Linked DNA regions of Homo sapiens: region 2 is linked to region 1. The links are chromatin loops, found by intact Hi-C in ENCODE. Cell type or tissue: heart left ventricle. All regions are shown on one strand. Links, peaks and the distances in the headings refer to the core of each region. The heading gives the core; the rest is flanking DNA. Region 1 holds the start of LOC107986736 (a long non-coding RNA gene). Region 2 has its middle 18 kb from the start of CCDC201.

Region 1 (7,399 bases), core at 2,270-6,269:
CCTCGGTAATAACTCCTGTATCACCCATACCAATTTTCAGTATCATTTTCTTCCCAATCAATTTCTCATTTTAAGAGTAGACATCCTGCTTGGTTGTCCAATTCAATTTGTGTTGTAATTCAGCCACTTGTAGGGTGTGATTCAATTATAGTTTTGGTTTTCAGCAATCTCAGCTCTGCAGCTACAGAAAATAAGGGTCTCTTTCAGGGCAGGGATAGAAGCTTTCAGGTCATTTATGCGGAGCTTGAGCTGAACATTTGATTTCCCGAGCTCATCCTTTTCTTTCCCCGCTTTGTCCAGTGACATCAGGAGCAGTCAACCAATCTCATTATACTTGTTAGTTTGATTAAAAATGTTTGATGGTACCATATGCATGACCACTCAGATCCTTGGCTCTTAATAAATTTTTGATTATGAGTATTCAACAGTGATGTTTTACCTAACTCTACTGTTACATCACACCATGGACTATCTGCATTCTCTCTACTATTAGGAGTAGTCATCAGTGCCTTTAAAGGTAATCAGCTTAGAGAGCCAATTCCAGAAACCCCAGAAGCAATTCAGAAAGCTCCTGAAGATTTAAGATCTTAAGGATTCTCAAAATGCTTAAGATTCTGTTCCTCTAGAACCATCCTTGGTATTAAAATCTGTAGTAGTCCATATAAACAGAATCAATAGGTGGTAGAAATCTGTCTGTATCTGTATTTCTCCAGCTCTATCTCGATGTCCATCTATCTATATTTATCTATAGACAGAGGAATTGGCTCATGTGATTATGGAGGCCAGCAAGTCTGACATCTGCCGGGCGGGCCAACAGGCTGAAGACTCAGGGAAGAGTTGATATTACAGTTTTGAGTCCAAAGTCAGTCTGGAGGCAGACTTCCCTCTTCCTCGGGGGACCTGAGTCTTTTTCTCTGAAGATGTTCAGCCGATTGGATGAGGCCCACTCACACTGTGGAGGGTCACCTGCGTTACTCAAAGTCTGCTGGTTTCAACGTTGATCTCATTTAAAAACATACCTTCACAGCAACATCTAGACCGGCATTTGACCAAACATCTGGGTGTCATGGTCTAGCCAACTTGACACATACCACAAGCATAATTTGAGATAGGAAATAAACATGGGAGAGGTTTGTTGAGGGGACAGGTGGCCACAGAGTCTCAGTAATGCCCTGTTCATACCCACTTCACAGCCCTCTGTGGATGGAAGCTAACTAGTCCCAGGAGGAGTCATGAAGAAGTGGTGGCTGGCTTTGGGAGTAGCCTGCCTCATGGCACTGCTAGTCTCTCCTGAGGGCCCAGCCGCCCCTGAGGACCCAAGCTTTAGGGTGAAGACTAGCAGATGAGCAGGACAGAGAACTGCTGATGTACAGAAACTGTTCTCTTGCTCTCTTCCTCCACGCCTGGGCCTGAGAACCTGGAGCTAGCTCTTTTTGGAGTTACAGAATTGGGAGAGAGGCCTTGGCTTCTCCTGCTATGACTGACTGATGACATGAGGAGCAGGGATGGTATGAGCCCTCAGACCTGGTTCCTTCCAGACCTGCCTGGGGCAAGTGGTGGCCCTGCTCCTCCCGTGCAACCCTTCCTTCTGGAGGGTCAGGAAGCCTGTCTCTCTTTTCCTCTTTGTCCCTGGTGTGTCCTTCTGGGTAAATGTGTCTGCTCTGCACACTTGAAGCTGCCCATGGAGGGGGTGTGTAGGTGGGAAGGAGTCCAGCTGTGGCTGCATGCCAGGCTCCAGAGTTTCCAGTGCACCTCACCAGTGGCAGAGTTGAGACACACATGTGCACACATGCACACACATGCACATACACATGCATACTCATGCACATACCCACAGCCACACACATACACATGGACCCACATGCACACATGTGGACACACAGAGACACACATGTACATGCACACACATACACATTTTCTATCAAACTGGCCTGTTTCCAGTTGGCTCCAGCCCACCAGGTGGGCAGTGAAGGTATGCTTACTGTCCTTAATACTTGCCCTAGGGGTAGTGACAGTGCTATTACCAGCTCCTGTGACTTTGTCACCAAGAGAAATCACAGATAGTTCCATATCCAATTACAGTTACGGCAGATACTCTGAAATATGGTTTCTCACCAGTGCTTTAAAATTACGGTGCTTCATAGACACAGGGAGGGGAACATCACACACTGGGGCCTGTCGGGGTTGGGGGACAAGGGAAGGGAGAGCGCTGGGACAAATACCTAATGCATGCGGGGCTTAAAGCCTAGATGACAGGTTGATAGGTGCAGCAAACCACCATGGCACATGTATACCTATGTAACAAACCTGCGCATTCTGCACATGTATCCCAGAACTTAAAGTGAAATAAAAATAAAATAAAATAAAATGAAATTACGGTGCTTGCTACACATTCTGCTGGATCTCGTTGTATTTAATGCATAATGAAGAAACACACATGTCACAATATCACAACTCCATTGCCTTTCAAATCGTAAGGGTTTTAGTCCATGCATTGGAAAACATTATTCTGCTCCTAGTCACATCTTTGGACGCCAGGACTCTTCTGACATGCCACAGGATAACTGTCCAAGCAACAGTCTACCACAAATGGTAGACACAATCACACTAAATTCCAGGAACCAATAGAAAATCCTCAGTGATGCATTCAACCAGGCCGAAAGCAGGAGAAGCAGAGGACACAGGCCATGGGGGTTGCTGGGCTCCTGCAGGGTGCTGGGTTATCTCTCCTCTGAGTGAGAAGGAAAGTGCTGGAAGGTGAAGGAAGATGATGGGATTTAAAACAGTGGTTCTGAAACATTTGCACTTGGTGTTCTTAAAAATATTGAGGGGACAAGGAACTTTTGTGTATATGTCTCTCCATGTTTAACATAAGAAATCCAAACAAAGGAATTTAAAAAATAGGAATACAAAGCAACCGTTCCATTCCATTAGTCATGGAGGTGCCAGAAAGCTCCACTTGGGAGAAAGTGAGAGTGAAAAGGCATTTTTTTCTTAGTATTTTTATGTCACAGGTATCCCAAAGGAGGCTGGGGGTGCCCACAGGAGTCCTCAGGGAGGCTGAGGTCAGGGGGAGGATGGGGAGCCCGGATGCTGTTTTGCATATGACTGGTGAGAGAAGCCTACAGACACCCAGGTGGAGATGTTACAGACAGACTGGAAACATGAAATGGCATTAAGGGGGAAGTCTCAGCTGGAGGTAAGCATTTAGGGGTCGTCCACATAGAGGTGCATTTGGAACTGAGGATGGAGTGTGAGGAGGTGAGAGAAGAGGCCCCAGACTGGGAACAGGAAAAGCTGGCACCAGAAGGGTGGTGTGGAGGTGGAGGGCAGCCAGGGATGGGAGAGGATGGCAATCAGTGTATGCCCTGACCTGAATGTGCCACATCTGTGCTCTGCTGTCTAGCCGGTGAGCTGTTTGCAGAGCTCTGGCTTTTGGATGCAAACAGCTCACCAGGACCCACATGTCTGGATGGTGGGGAAACCACTCCTTTCCCGTGAGCAGGCTCCTGTCTTCCCTTGTGTCTCCTCTGTGTAGGGAGGTGTCCTGCTCATTCATGCAGGGACTTCAACAGAAAGATGACCTTGCATGTGGGGAAAGGAATGGAGGTGCCTGAGACAATGCCTGGAGCCCCAGCTGCTCCCTGCTCCCCACATCCTGCCCTCCCCAAAATGGGGTTGAGCACCCAGCCCCACCCACCGCCATGGATCTCAGTGGCCCCTGCCTGCTCCTCCCAGGAGAGTGGAGATGTAAGGTAACTGGGGGGACTGTCCAGGCCCCCATGGGCGCCTCTGGTGAATGTCCATCCTGCTGCTCCCTAGAAAATTCCCTGCAAATAGAAGACGGCAAGGAGGGCTGCGAGCTGAGTGTGACTGTGGGTGAGGCCACTCACCTGCTCAGAGCCCCAGTTTCCACATGAGAAATTAGATCCATCCTGATGGTTTCTAGAAGTTAGAAACATGCAGTGGCAGTTGAAGAGCTTCTCAGTTCTGACCTCGGGACACACGTGTCCCCTTCCTTGGGGACTGCCTGTGCCACCTCCACTGGCTTGGTCATCTGGGTTCATGGTTCACACCCACCCTTCCAGGCTGCGGTTCCCTCCTGCTCCAACAGAAGGACCCTGTAGTGGAGGAGTGAGGGTGTACCTGGACACCAGCGCAAGATAGGAGGGGCCCCTGATTTCCCGGACGCCAGCTCGGAGCAGATGGCCTGGCAGGGAGGTTTTGCTTTTGCGCAGGGCCACAGAGCAAGGTAGGAGGGGCATCTTCAGATATTCTCAACCGGAACTCCTTATTCACACCAAATTGTGTTCTGACTTCCACCGCCATTCGTTCATTCATTCATTCATCCACTCAACAAATAAGGAGCAGCTGCGTTCCAGGCGCTGGTTGTGGCTGTGGCAGGGTGCAGGGAGCAGAAGTACGCGGTGAGACGGTGCATGCGCGCGCAATCAGATCCGGGTTAGCAGGATGCATCTTTGAGGTCCCCAAACCAAGCCACCTGCACGGACCCAATATCTCTGGCGCGTCCCGAACGCCGTGGATTGGCGTCTGCCGCCCCCTGCCGGCGGCGCGCTGCACTGCAGACACTGAACTCGCCCAATGGGTGCGCTGAGGGTGGAAGACCCTGACCCTGCTCTTCAAACCTCAAAGGGCAGTTTCTTCTCACTGATGAAGGGGCTGGTTGCTGTCTTAAGCATGTAAAAAGGAGGGCCATGCCTTTGAGGAGTGAACCGGGTTGTCTCATAGATCTGCTTAGGTTTGATTCAGAGCATCTCCAGCGCTCCCGTCCCTGGTGCATTGTAGAGACAGGAGCTGGAGGGGCCTGGGGACCTGCGGACCCAGTGTCACCTGCCCATACCCTTACACATTTCACAGACTAGGAGGGACAGGGAAAAGGGCTTTGCACATTCAGGGAGAGTTAGGGCTAAGACCATGCATGGGGCCCTCATCCCCTGACTTTCAGCCCAGGGCTCCTCCCATAACCCCGGAGTCCTCAAAGAAGCCCTGGGACAGCCTGATGCTCCTCCTGGGAGGACTGAGCTGGGGACCAGGGCTGGAGTAGGGGGTCCTTGTGTGGCTATGGTCCTTCCAGTCCCTGTGAGCTCGGCTATGACTCGAGTTAATGACCTTGAGAAAGCTCTGAGCCCTTTAGGCAAATGCAAGACGGGTTATAAGCTACAAGAGCAGAAAAACAAAGGGAAAGCGAGGAAGCCGGCTTTCTGGATGGTCTGGCAAATGCAGATCCCAAGCCTCTATACCGCAGAGCCAGGCCCAGGTGAGTGGTGTGGTTCGCCATTTGCTGGTTTGGGTCCTGAAACTCCTCATGTGAACCCCATGTTTCCTTCTCCACATCTGGGAGGTGACCAGGCTGGGCCTCACCTTGTTTATTGGGCTAAGGGCACTGCCTCTCATTAAAATGCAAATTCCTCAGGAAGGCAAGGCCTCGAATTATTAAGTTACTGGTAGAAAGTTTTAAATACATTTCTTTAAAAAGATGTGCTAAGGAGATTAGAAAAAGCTGGGAGACACGGGCTGATCAGCGATTATTGTCCCCAGGGAGCTGACTTGCGCATTTCAGGGGGTAGTGGTGGAGGTGGGCTCTGTGGGAACTACATGCTGGGTACAGGCTGCCGGGGAGGACCTGATATCTGGGAGCAGGTGACAAGGCCTCTCATCCTGACAAACTGTGGGAGATGCATAGCTGAGGAGAGAAGAGGGAGTGAAGGGAGTGGGGTCAGGCCCAGTGTCCCAGGACTTTGTTAGGACAGGCAGTGGACTGTGTTTCTAGCTCCCCACAGCAGAACATGGCTGTTATTAATCTCTCCCTTTCCAAACAGTGACACGGAGGCACACAGAGACTGAGGGGCAGGGTGAGTCAACTGCTCATTTTTGTCAGCTAGTGGGATAATTTCTCTTAGGGAGTGAACTAACTCTGTTTAGGAGAGTAACTAAGAGGGTAGAAGGCACAGTCCAGAGGGCATGGGTTGGGCAGAGAGAACCTAGAAACAGTGAAGCAAGCCTGCCAAAGAGTAGGGCCTCTGCTGCCTGGGAGAGAGGAGAGACCACGAGGGAGGGAGCCATGGAAGAGACAGAGCCAGGCCCATGGCCTTGGTCAGCAGAAAAGGCTGGGGGACTTTCAGGTGTCCAAGTTTTACAATTACTTTTAATTTATTTGTGCACATACCCACTTAGATACATCATTTCATTTAAATACGCACATGTGGTCACACAACATTTTAAAAACGTATTTATTTTAAATAATTTTCAGATGATAATTTATTTTTTTCTTCCTCGCCTTCTTCTCCTCTCCCTCCTCCTTTTTGCTTCCAGGGTGACTCATGTCAAAAACATTGTGGATGTCCCTTTCCAGTTTCCTATTGACTTGTGTATTACCTTACAGCATTTCTCCCCATTCAGCTGTCCCTAGTAGAAATCCTTAGGCTAACCTGGTACCACCGATTCATAGTCTTTAATGGCTGAATAATAACCCACAGTGGGAATGTGCTACCATGATTGATCCAGCCATCTGCCTACTAAAGGGCGTTCACTTTGTTTCCAGGTTTTTGCCATCGGAATAGCTTTGCATTCAATGTCTCATGCATAAATATGCCTTTATCTACTGGTGCTGTTATTTCTTCGGGACAGTCCAAAATCTTATGATACATGTTAAAACGTTGCTGGAAGTCAGGAACCCTGAACGGAGGGACCGGCTGAAGCCATGGCAGAAAAACATAAATTGTGAAGATTTCATGGACATTTATTAGTTCCCCAAATTAATACTTTTATAATTTCTTATGCCTGTCTTTACTGCAATCTCTGAACATAAATTGTGAAGATTTCATGGACACTTATCACTTCCCCAATCAATACCGTTTTGATTTCCTATGCCTGTCTTAACTTTAGTCTCTTAATCCCATCATCTTCGTAAACTGAGGAGGATGTGTGTCTCCTCAGGACCCTGTGATGATTGCGTTAACTGCACAAATGGTTTGTAGAGCATGTGTGTTTAAACAATATAAAATCTGGGCACCTTGAAAAAAGAACAGGATAACAGCAATGTTCAGGGAACAAGAGAGATAACCTTAAACTCTGACCACCGGTGAGCCGGGCGGAACAGAGTCATATTTCTCTTCTTTCAAAAGAAAATGGGAGAAATATCACTGAATTATTTTCCTCAGCAAGAAACATCCCTGAGAAAGAGAATGTGTTCCTGAGGGTAGGCCTCTAAAATGGCCGCTTTGAGGGGTGGCCGTCTTTTATGGCCGAAGACGTAGGGATGAAATAAGCCCCAGTCTCCCGTAGCACTCCCAGGCTTATTAGGATGAGGAAATTCCTGCCTAATAAATTTTGGTCAGACCGGTTGTCTGCTCTCAAACCCTGTCTCCTGATAGGATGT
Region 2 (7,399 bases), core at 1,307-5,306, 590 kb after region 1:
GTGAAATCCCGTCTCTACTAAAAATACAAAAAATTAGCCGGGCGTGGTGGCGGGCGCCTGTAGTTCCAGCTACTAGGGAGGCTGAGGCAGGAGAATGGCATGAACCCAGGAGGCAGAGCTTGGAGTGAGATTGCACCACTGCACTCCAGCCTGGGCGACAGAGAAAGACTTTGTCTCAAAAAAGAGAAAAAAAAAAAGAACATTCACTCTGATGTCTTCTAATAACGTTAGAGAAGTGAGCTTCAGCTGAGCAGAAGAGAGGGAGGGAAGGAAGCACAGGAGGTTTGAGGAGAGAGAGAGGAAGTATGAAATCACTGTTGCAAACCTCCTGGGGGAATGTAAAGGGGTTGCCAGGCAGCCTACTTGAAGTCTGTGAATTTAAAGTGAAAGTCTGTCCAGGCCGAGAGCACTGGCTTACTCCTGTAATCCCAGCACTTTGAGAGGCCAAGGTAGGTGGATCACCTGAGGCCGGGAATTTGAGACCAGCCTGACCAACATGGTGAAACCCCATCTCTACTTAAAATATAAAAGCTGGCCAGGCATGTTTGTGGGCACCTGTGATCCCAGCTACTCAGAAGGCTGAGGTGGGAGAATCGCTTGAACCCAGGAGGCAGAGATTGCAGTGAGCCGAGATCGCTCCACTGCGCTCCAGCCTGGGCAGTACAGCCAGACATGGTGGCTCACACCTGTAATCCCGGCACATTGAGGGGTTGAGGTGAGGAGGATTGCTTAAGGCCAGGAGTTCAACAGCAGCCTGGGCAACATGATGAGACCTCATCTCTACAGAAAATTAGAAAGTCAGCTGGGCATGGTGTGGTGCACGTCTGTGATCCCAGCTCCCAGGGAGGCTGAGGTGGGAGGATCGCTTGAGCCCAGGAGGTGGAGGCTCCAGCGAGCTCTGATCACACCACTGCACTCCAGCCTGTGTGACAGAGTGAGAAGCTGTCTCTAAAATAAATAAACAAATGAATAAATAGATGAATAAATAAAGTAAAAGTTTAGCTGAGTGTGTGCTTTCCCAGTGATGCTTGGCTGTCCAGGTGCAGACGCAAGACATCTAGCCCGTTCATGTCACCCTTGTTGAGGGGAACAATGTCAGGAGAGAGAGAGACAAAGGAATTGATTTTTTTTTTTTTGAGACGGAGTCTCCCTCTGTCGCCCAGGCTGGAGTGCAGTGGTGTGATCTCAGCTCACTGCAACCTCTACCTCACGGATTCAAGTGATTCTCCTGCCTCAGCCTCCCCAGTAGCTGGGATTACAGGTGCCCACCGCCACACCTGGCTAATTTTTGTATTTTCAGTAGAGATGGGTGTTTCGCCATGTTGGCCAGGCTGGTCTCAAACTCCTGACCTCAAGTGATCCATCCGCTTCGGCCTCCCAAAGTGCTGGGATTACAGGTGTGAACCACCTCGCCCTGCAGGAGTTGATTTTAATTATGAACGATGATTAAGGAAGGCAGTGGACACAGAGAGAGTGACAGTGAGGTTACGAGGCCAAGTGGAGAGTTCTGGAACGAGAGAGGAGAGGTCAGTGGGGAGCTGTCTGAAGTCTCCTTTCTGGGTGATGGAGGGTCCCAGGTGTGACCGCAGGCAGGGAGAGGTGGCTGAGAGGCACACTGGAAAAGGTCACTGGAGCTGCAGCAGTCCTGGTGCCCAGAGAGACAGGGAGTAGCCTGGCCTGTCCACGTGGGTGACATCACCCTCGGGGAGTAGCCTGGCCTGTCCACGTGGGTGATGACGCCCTCAGGGAGTAGCCTGGCATGTCCACGTGGGTGACGACGCCAACGTCTTGTATGAAATCACTGTTGCAAACCTCCTGGGGGATGTAGAGGGGATGCCAGGCAGCAACCCCTCTAACGAGATGACAAGAATGATGGAGAACACTGTCAACAGAAAGCCCAAGTCCTCAGTGGATGAGGAGGTGTAAGGGGAAGACCAGCAGACAGCAGTCACCGAGAGGGACAGCAGGTGACTCTGCTGCCTTTGGAAGAGAAATGTCTTGGACGCAACCACAGGAAGCATGGAGGATATAGACCCTACTTTAGATTCTGCAGTACGTGGGGTATAGGAGAAAAAAAAGACTCCCTGCTCCAGATGGTGCCAGCGGAATTGGGGTCCTGAGGGGCCAGTGGGGTCGGAGGGAGGGGACCCTCTTGCAAGAGGCTGAGTGGCGGCTCCAGAGCCGATGATGTCATCAGAGGAGCTGGGGCAGGATGAGGGGTGAGGAGGAGGGTCCAGTCATATTAGGCAATGCACAGATCCGGGGGAAGGGCCCATGGCACAGAGGCTCTGTCCTTTGAGGGTCACTGAACCAACAGGGGAAGGTGAGGCATGATGAAAATAGCCGTGGATGTCCAGCCGCAGTGGCTTACACCTGTCATCCCAGCACTTTGGGAGGCCAAGGAGGGTGGATCACCTGAGGTCAGGAGTTCAAGACTAGCCTGGCCAACATGGGGAAGCCCCGTCTCTACTAAAAATACAAAAATTAGCTGGGCACGATGGTGGGCACCTGTAATCCCAGCTACCTGGGAGGCTGAGGCAGGAGAATCATTTGAACCCAGGAGGCAGTGGTTGCAGTGAGCCGAGAGCGTGCCACAGCACTCCAGCCTGGGCAACAAGAGCGAAACTCTGTCGGGAAGGGGAGAAGAGGGGAGGGGAGAGGAGGGGAGAAGGAAGGAAGGATAGAAGGAAAGATGGAAAGAAGGAAGGAAGGGAGTGAGAGAGAGAGAGAAAAGAAAGGAAGAAAGAGAGAAGAAAGAAAGAGAAAGAAAGAAAAAGAAAGGAAGAAAAAAGAAAAAAGAAAGAGAAGAAAGGAAAGAAGGGAGAAAGAAAGAAGAAAGAAAGAAAGAAAGAAAGAAAGAAAGAAAGAAAGAAAGAAAGAAAGAAAGAAAGAAGGAAAGAAAAGAAAAAGAAAATAACTGGATGACCTCGGACGGCTGCAGGTGACATTTCAAGCTGTGAGTTTGAAGAGTGTGGATGCTCCAGGCAACTGTTGGGTAACTCCGCCCTCTGGTGGCCATATATGGCTAAAGCGAGTACAAGTCCAAACTCACACCTGGAGGACAGGTGCCATCGCCTGAAAGCAACAGTAACCACGACAACAAGGCCAGGTGCAGAACCCAGGTCTCCCCTCATTATTAGAACCTGTGGAGAGATCATGAACGTATTCCCCGACAAGTTCATTTTCAGGGGTAAAAAAGCTCAACAATCTCCCACAGTGTCACTTCTCCCAGGAATATGTGTATGTTGCCCTTGACAAACTGTTGCCCTTGACGAAGAAATGTACCAATTTCCAATGGCAGTATATTTAATTGAGGAAAGATCTCATTAACAGATGTAAGTGCAGGGTCTCAGCATCAGAATTTCCCTTCAGTGTTTTATTATAAAAACGTTTGGGGTGTGGGGCTTACACCTGTAATCCTAACACTTTGGGAGGCCGAGGTGGGAGGATCACTTGAGGACAAGAGTTTGAGACCAGCCTGGGTAATTAGCCAAATGCAGTGGAGCACACTTGTAGTTTCAGCTTGGGAGGCTGAGAAGGGAGCATCCCTTGAGCCCAGGAGTTGAGGCTGCAGTGAGCTAGGATCACATCACTGCACTCCAGCCCGGGAAACAGAGCAAGACCCTGTCTCTAAAAAATAAATGAATTAACACTTTTAAGAAATGTTCAAACTTAATGAAAAGTTGAAAGAATTTTGCAGTGAACATCCATACCCACCCCTGAAGTCTACAATTAACATTTCATTATGCTCAGTTTATCATATAATCTATTCAACTATCCATCCCTCAAACCATCCTATTTGGAGGCATTTCAAAATGAATTGTGGCATTAGTACATTTCACCCCTAAACACTTCAGCACACATAACAAGACTCTCATATTTATTTATAGTCCTTTTTTCTTTGGACATGAAATACGCATATAGGTCAGGCGCTGTGGCTCAAGCCTGTAATCCCAGCACTTTGGGAGGCCGAGGTGGGTGGATCCCTTGAGCTCAGGAGTTCAAGATCAGCCTGGGAAATATGGTGAAACCCCGTTTCTACTAAAAATACAAAAATTAGCTGGGTATGGTGGCACATGCCTGTAATCCCAGCTACTCGGGAGGCTGTGGTGGGAGAATCACTTGAACCCGGGAGGCAGAGGTTGAAGTGAGCTGAGATGGGCTGAAATCTGCTTCCTGGGAACACTTATCTTGTTGATTCAGCACCATGCACCACATGAAGTGAGTTCTGATTACTCTTCCTTATGAAAGCTCTTAAACTGTCCAAAGATGGCCATTCTGTCCCTTTGAGTCACTTCATCTGATACAGAATCTCCAGTTTCTCTACCTGTTCATGCCCAGGCAAAGCTTCCAGCACTCAGCACTTCACTGGCTAGGCTTTCATGTTTGCAAGGGTGCTGACGCATCTCATCTTTCTATGTCAGTGGAAGAAAATAGACGGTTCAGACCTGGCCTGCTCTGGGTGGATATGATTGGATGGCCAGGACAGGAAGCCAGGACCTGGAAGGAGAGCAAACAAAATGAGTTTTTCAAAAAGCTAGATGACAGTGGAACCATGCAGAGATCAAAAACGGTGCAACAGGAAACTAGGAAAGCAGAAAACAGAAATAGTGTAATTTTGTAACATTAACAGGGGTAAGTAACATGACATTAGCGATATTTCACAGGGGATATTGGTCAGTGCCTGCAGCAAAATGTTTGAATGCCTTTTAATTGCAAAATTAATGCTTGCATACGTTTTCTTTGTTAAAAAATGAAAACAATTCAGGTAAGTCTAAAATGTCCCTGGTCCCTTCTGTCCTTCCTTCCCTACCCAATTCCAGAAGTGTGTGTATGAGCAGGTGCATGGGTGAGCATTTGCGTGTGTGTGTGTATATATATGTGTGTGCATATATATCTATGCACATATATGTGTATGTATACACATATATGTATATATGATGTACACATGTATACATACATGTGTATATGCATGTATATATACACATGTATACATGCACCTGTGTATATATGCATATACATATATGTACACATACATATACGTGCACATACACATGCATATGTGTACATAAATATATGTAGGTATGCATAGATAAGTGTGCATATACATATGTGCAAATACATATCTATATAAACATATCTACGTACACATACATATCTATGTACACATATCTATGTATACATATATTTATGTATATATACATACATGTATATATATATGTGTGTATGCATATATATATAGAGAGAGAGAATGAAAGAGAGAGAATAGAGAGAGATTTATTGTAAGGAATTGGTAAGGAATAGGTATATATACATAGGTTTATGTATATATACATATGTGTATATATCTATATATATTTATGTGTGTGTATATATATATATAGAGAGAGAGAGAGAGAGGGGGACAGAAAGAGAGAGAGAAGAGAGAGAGATTTATTGTAAGGGATTGGGTCACACAATTGTGGAAGCTGGCAAGTCCAAAATATGCAGGCAGGGTAACTCCAGCCATCAGTGTGGAGACCCAGGGAAGAAGTGATGTTGCACCCTGAGTCCAAAGAAAGCCTGGAGATGTAATTCCTTCTTCCTTGGGGGAGGTCAGCCTTATTTCTTTTAAGGCCTTCAACTGATTAAGTGAGGCCCATCCCACTACGGAGAGTAATCTGTTTTATTCAAAGTACACTGATCTAAATGTTAATCTTACCTAAATAATACCTTTACAAAAACATCTAAGATAGTATTCGGCCATGGCCTAGCCATGCGATATGTAAAATTAACTGTCGCAATATGGAATGCATATAAACATTCCTATATAATTAAAATATGCTATATTTTGTGTGCATTATTTAAATGTTATTATAGCGTACGACCTGCTTTTATCACTCAAAGCTATGATTAGAGTTCTTTCTTTAATAGGAAATAAAGGAATACCTCATTCTTTCTCAATGTTATGCTTAGAGGTATTTCCTTAAGAAGAAATAAAGGAATACTTCATTCTCGCTTTCTACATAGTATTCTGTTCTATGGCTATATCCTGATTTATTTAGCCATTACTCTAAAAATTGGCATTATATTATTCCCAGCTGGTGAGCTGCTTGATCATGAATTCAAGCAAACTTCTTGAATTCTTTTAAAATGGCGGTCGATATTCTGTTCCTGGGCAGGTGCAGTGGCTCATGCCTATAATCCCAGCACTTTGGGAGGCCAAGGTGTAAGGCTCTCTTTAGGCCAGGAGTTTGAGACCGGACTAGGCAATGTGGTGAAATCCTGTTACTACAAAAAATACAAAAATTAGCTGGGCATGGTGGCATGCATCTGTAGTCCCAGCTACTTGGAGGCTGAGGTTGGAGGATTGCTTGAGCTGAAGAGGTGAAGGCTGCAGTGAGCCATGTTCAGTGCACTGCACTTCAGCTTGGACACTGGAGTGAGAGAAAGGAAGGAAGGAAGGAAAGAAAGAAAGAAAGAAAGAAAGAACGAAGGAAGGAAGGAAAGGAAGGAAGGGAAGGAAGGAAGGGAAGGAAGGGGAAGAAAGAAAGATGAAAGAGAGAAAGAGAAAGAAAGAAAGAGAGAAAAAGAAAGATTTTCTTTTTCTAGTCTGGGTGACAGAGCAAGAATCTTTCTCAAAAAAAAAAAAAAAAAAAAAAAAAGTCTCTCAGAGTTAGCTTGGCCCAACAGCCCAGGAATAATTAAGGGAAAGGCAAGATGGGGTGTGGGTTAGCTCACATCTCTTTCACTGTCATAATTTTCTCACTGATAGAATTTTCAGAAGCAGTTTCAGAATTGTCAGAGAAATACAGCTAAGCCAAAAACATATGAACATATATATGTTCAATGAAACTGTTAAATGCAAATTGAAAAGAATGATAGACCACAGACATCTTTCAATGTGCCAAATGTTTTTAAGTGTATTATGTTACAGGAAAGGGGTCCCAATCCAGACCCCAAGAGAGGGTTCTTAGATCTCATGCAAGAATTCAGGGCAAGTCCATATATTAAAGTGAAAGCAAGTGTATTAGGAAAGTAAAGGAATAAAAGAATGACTACTCCATAGATGGAGCATCCTTGAGGGCTGATGGTTGCCTATTTTTATGGTTATTTCTTGATTATATGCTAACCAAGGGGTGAATTATTCATGCCTCTCCTTTCTAGACCAAATAGGGTAACTTCCTGACATTACCCTGACATTTGTAAGCTGTCATGGCGCTGGTGGGAGGGTAGCAGTGAGGACGACCAGAGGTCACTCTGGTGGCCATCTTGATTTTGGTGGGATTTGGCTGGCTTCTTTACCACAAACTGTTTTATAAGCAAGGTCTTTATGACCTGTATTCTGTGTTGACCTCCTGTTTTATCCTGCGACTTAGAATGTCTTAACTGTCTGGGAGTGCAGCCCAGTAGGTCTCAG

Evidence for each region. A loop is a pair of places that touch in the nucleus more often than their neighbours do. Peaks named below come from ENCODE experiments on the same cell type or tissue, not always from the same donor. Only the 100,000 strongest peaks of a DNase experiment are listed, where the experiment ranks them.
Region 2: a loop joins it to region 1, with 6 times the contacts of the local background. A loop is called at or near these places in 7 of 110 quality-filtered maps.

Annotation. Positions count from the first base shown.
Region 1 is chr7:45,255,643-45,263,041 of GRCh38, forward strand. It overlaps LOC107986736 (a long non-coding RNA gene), which reads right to left and starts at 4,422. Exons shown (of 2, transcript XR_001745014.1): 1 at 3,894-4,422; 2 at 2,393-2,750. In heart left ventricle, for the core only: CTCF peaks have their summits at 4,565 (motif pointing left) and 4,764; a DNase peak (open chromatin) is centred at 4,549; H3K27me3 peaks cover 1,551 bases.
Region 2 is chr7:45,851,458-45,858,856 of GRCh38, forward strand. No RefSeq gene overlaps it. Among named protein-coding and RNA genes, the nearest start is that of CCDC201, 18 kb to the right of the region's middle. In heart left ventricle, for the core only: a CTCF peak has its summit at 3,018 (motif pointing left); a DNase peak (open chromatin) is centred at 3,006; H3K27me3 peaks cover 393 bases.